Regions from separate parts of the Homo sapiens genome. Here region 1 is linked to region 2. Evidence: chromatin loops called from intact Hi-C (ENCODE). Cell type or tissue: sigmoid colon. All regions are shown on one strand. Region 1 has its middle 390 kb from the start of CCDC91. Region 2 overlaps CCDC91 (coiled-coil domain containing 91).

Region 1 (2,500 bases), 60 kb before region 2:
GAACTCATTTCAAAGTACAAACTCCCATTTCATTTCATTTTCTAAGGCTCTGAATAACTTATAGACAATTTAATTGGCTGTATTTGGGATAGAGAATTCCTAAAATGCTGAGTATAATATTTGGATTTAAAGAAAAAGACACCATAATAGAGGCCATTGTTCAAGTAAGTAGAGACAGGTTCATGTATTTTAAACTTTGGATAAAATATAAAGAAGATCATTGAGCTCTAATTTGAAAGAATTCCACTGAAAGACTCAGAAAACAATCCACTGTGAGAATATGAGACAGAATTAAAATATTTGTTGGACAATTGTTTGCAAAGAAGCATTTATTTTATATCACTTTTTAACAAGACTGAATTGTCAAACTGTTTAAAATTCCACTGGAAAAATTTGGATTATCACAAAAGTGTTTACTCTTTTATCCTTCCTTGTATATTGGATTACTCGTGGAGGACAACGGAAAGAATCTGAGATATGCTGGTGTTAGCAGCAAATCAGACTGCATTTCAGAAACCTTATAGGCTATGTAAACACGTCACCTTTGGACATGTATTATCATAGCTGCAATATTACTGGTGCAATGTCAGGCACAAATAAATGAAAAATTCCAGCACTATCAGCAGACATGATCCTTTAGAAGATGATGGTACAAGAAAAACATTCTTCCAAAATAATGACCATGCTTGCTTAAGAAGAAAAGAATCATCTTTATTTTGTTTTGTTAAATACCACCATTAACTGCAGAAGCTATGATTCATTGCTCGTGCAGTAATATATGCCCTTTTAAAGTCATTCTGGAACTATGGCATTAACACCTATGAAGATTTTGCAATCATGTATGCCCTAGATCACTCGCTGAATGTACATTCATGTAAAAATATGTTTAGAACAAGACTGAACATTTTTTGATATTAAAGTCACTTTTGATTATTCATTCTGATACTAAATGGACATTTCCACCATTTTTCTTATAATATCTGAGTTCTAGAGGCACAGATAATTTACAATGAAGCAACAGTTCCTGGCTGCCTGAGGATCACTCAGAGGGATTACAACAACAGGTTTCTGGACTCCAGCCCCAGAGTTTCTGATTTGGTGCTACTAGGGTGGAGCAGAGAGTACACGTCTAACAAGTTCCAGGTGATGGAGATGCTGATTTCCTGGGGAACACACAAGAAACACTGCAATAATGAAACAGGCAGGGAGAATGCCAAAAGGCCATTTTTTGGGAAAAGAAAAAAATCTCTATGTGTCATCAGGCTAGGCTTGTGAAGAATGAAGAGACGGCTAAGCTTTTCCCCAGAAGCCCGGCTTCTGTATGGCCTGCCCATCTATACACAGAACCTTCTGCCTCCTGTTTTCTGTTCTCCCTTTCCTACATCCAGTTCTCAAGAGAGCTCACAGATCTTGCTATCTTAATTTACCCTAAGGTGGAAGTTAATCACAGCAATTATTCCTCGTAGAGACTTTTAAGACGGATCAAAACTTTATTCCCAAGAAACGAAATTCAAACAAGGAAAGTGCATTTATTTTAAATGGGAAACTTTTTGTTATATTTCCACTCTATCGACTCATTACACCAGAGTGATCTAAACAGCACATCTCTTCATGCTACTTCTTGCTCAAATTCTTCAATGACCTTCTATATCCTACAGGTACATTTTAAATTTTTAGCGAGACTCCCAGGCCTTTCAATATATGCCACTGCCTACATGTTCAACCTCATCTACCACTTCTCCCTCTTTCCACTTTAAATACAATACTGAGCTATTTCAAGTTATCTGAAAATGTTCTGTTCTCAGGCTCAGCTGCATAATTTCTGGGGACAAATGGAATATGAAAAGCCAAGGCTCATTGTTCAAAATGTACTAAAGAATTTTAAGACAGCAAGGGCAGAGCATTTGCCCAAGAGCAGAGGCTTCTCAGCATGGGTCCCTGAGTGATGGCAGGCTACAGGCCCATGAAGCGACCTATTCTAGAGATAATAACTCATAAATCCCCTGGCACTTGTTTTCAGGTGTCACAAAGAAACTGCTCAAATATTTTAATTTCCTTTTGCTCTGAATTACTATCTTTAGATCTGTTGAATTTTAAGTATAGGAATGCACTTGAATTTTACCACAGTGCATTTGTTCTTTTTCCAGGAAAACACTTGCATGACTAGAGCATGCAACACACTCCCTTGACCCTGGTGCCACTTACTCTCCTCAAGCCACTGTCATACTCTTTCCCTCTTTGGTACCTTTGCAACATACTATTCCCTCCTTCTGAAATGCAATTCACCTGTCTGTCATCTGATAAACTCCCACTCACCATCAGCTGCTCGGCTCAGTCTCCACCTTTGCTGTGAGGCCTTTCCCAATACCTGGGGGGCAGATTTAGGCTCAGGGTGCACATCTGCACTTTGTGATTAATTTATTGGATCTTAATCTTGTTCATACGAACAAGAGACTCTAGGCTATTCAAAGGCATCAATAGATCTTTGTATCTTCCATGT
Region 2 (2,500 bases):
TTGCGGCACTATTCACAATAGGAAAGACTTGGAACCAACCCAAATGCCCATCAATGATAGACTGGATTAAGAAAATGTGGCACATCATATACACCATGGAATACTATGCAGCCATAAAAAAGGAAGAGTTCATGTCCTTTGTTGGGACATGGATGAAGCTGGTATCCATCATTCTCAGCAAACTATCGCAAGGACAGAAAACCAAACACCACATGTTCTCACTCATAGGTGGGATTTGAACAATGAGAACACTTGGACACAGGAAGGGGAACATCACACACCGGGGCCTGTTGTGGGGTGGGGGGAGGGGGGAGGGATAGCATTAGGAGATATACCTAATGTAAATGATGAGTTAATGGGTGCAGCACACCAACATGGCACATGTATACATATGTAACAAACCTGCACGTTGTGCACGTGTACCCTAGAACTTGAAGTATAATAATAAAAAAAAGAAAAAAAAAAGAAAAGAGAAAGATACAAAGAGCATCCAAATTGGTAAAGAGGAAGTTACACTGTCACTGTTTGCTGATGACCTGTTTACCTAGAAAACCCTAAAGACTCCTCCAGACAGCTTCTAGAACTGACAAAAGTCAACAGTTTCCAGATCCAAAATTAACATACACAAACCAGTAGCTCTTCTGTACACCAAGTGACCAAGCTGAGAATCAAATCACGTACTCAACCCCTTTTATAATAGCTGCAAACAAAACAAAACAAAACAAAACAAACAAACAACTTAGCAATATACCTAACTAAGGAGGTGAAAGACCTCTGCAAGGAAAACTAGAAAACACTGTTGAAAGAAATCATAGACTACACAAACAAATGGAAATACATTCCATGCGCATGGATGGACAGAATCAATATTGTGAAAATGATCATACTGCCAAAAGCAATCTACAAATTCAATGCAATTCCTATCAAAATACCACCAACATTCTTCACAGAATTAGAAAAAAAACTATCCCCAAATTCATATGGAACCAAAAAAGAGCCTGTATAGCCAAAGCAAGACTAAGCAAAAACAAAATAGAGAGCCCAGAAATAAATCCAAATACTTATAGCCAACTGATCTTCGACAAAGCAAACAAAAATATGAAGTGGGGAAAAGACGCCCTATTCAACAAATGGTGCTGGGATAATTGGCAAGCTACACATAGGAGAATGAAACTGGATCCTTATCTCTCACCTTATACAAATATCAACTCAAGATGGATCAAGGACTTAAACCTAAGACCTGAAACTATAAAAATTCTAGAAGATAACATTGGAAAAAGCCTTCTAGACATTAGCTTAAGCAAGGATTTCATGACCAAGAACCCAAAAACAAATGCAATAAAAACAAAGATAAATAACTGGGACTTAATTAAACTAAAGAGCTTTTGCACAGCAAAAGAAACAGTCAGCAAAATAAACAGACAACCCACAGAGTGGGAGAAAATCTTCACAATCTATACATCTGACAAAGGACTAATATCCAGAATGTACCACCAACTCAAAAAAATTAGTAAGAAAAAAACAAAGAATCCCATCAAAAAGTGGGCTAAGGACTTTACACAATTATCAAAAGAATGAATACACAATTATCAAAAGAACATAAACAAATGGCCAACAAACATATGAAAAAATGCTCAACATCACTAATGATCAGGGAAATGCAAATCAAAATCACAATGCAATACCACTTTACTACTGCAACAATGGCCATAAGAAATTTAAAAAAAAATAGATGTCTGCATGGATGTGGTGAACAGAGAACACTTCTACACTGCTAGTGAGAATGTAAACTAGTACAACCACTATGGAAAACAGTGTGGAGATTCCTTAAAGAACTAAAAGTACAACTACCATTTGATCCAGCAATCCCACTACTGGGTATCTACCCAGAGAAAAATAAGTCATCATATGAAAAGATACTTGCACACACATGTTTATAGCAGCACAATTCACAATTGCAAAAAGGTGGAAGCCATCAGGAACCCATCAATCAATGAGTAGATAAAGAAACCGTGGTCTACATACACGATAGAATACTACTCAGCCATAAAAATGAATAAATTAATGGCATTCACAGCAATCTGAATCGGACCAGAGACTATTATTCTAAGTGAAGTAACTCAGGAATGGAAAACCAAATATCATATGTTGTCACTCATAAGTGGGAGCTAAGCTGTGAGGATGTGAGGGCATAAAAATGACACAGTGGACTTTCGGGACTCAGGGGGAAAGGGTGGGAAGGAGGTGAGGAATAAAAGACTACAAATTGGGTGCAGTGTATACTGCTTGGGTGATGGGTGCACCAAAATCTCACAAATCACCACTAAAGGAGTTAAGCATGAAACCAAATATCACCCAAATCTCACAAATCACCACTGAAGAACTTACTCATGTAACCAAATACCACCTGCTCCCCAATAATCTATGGAAATGAATAAAATAAAAACAAATAAAACTCTATTGTGTGAATATGTGCCATGGAATATTGAACAAAAACACA

What was found. A loop is a pair of places that touch in the nucleus more often than their neighbours do. Peaks named below come from ENCODE experiments on the same cell type or tissue, not always from the same donor. Only the 100,000 strongest peaks of a DNase experiment are listed, where the experiment ranks them.
Region 1: a loop joins it to region 2, with 10 times the contacts of the local background. A loop is called at or near these places in 1 of 110 quality-filtered maps.

The regions. Positions count from the first base shown.
Region 1 is chr12:28,577,230-28,579,729 of GRCh38, reverse strand. No RefSeq gene overlaps it. Among named protein-coding and RNA genes, the nearest start is that of CCDC91, 390 kb to the right of the region's middle. In sigmoid colon, no CTCF peak of the experiment used is centred here; a DNase peak (open chromatin) is centred at 1,099.
Region 2 is chr12:28,517,526-28,520,025 of GRCh38, reverse strand. The region is part of intron 12 of CCDC91 (coiled-coil domain containing 91); the gene reads right to left. Among named protein-coding and RNA genes, the nearest start is that of CCDC91, 330 kb to the right of the region's middle. In sigmoid colon, no CTCF peak of the experiment used is centred here; no DNase peak of the experiment used is centred here.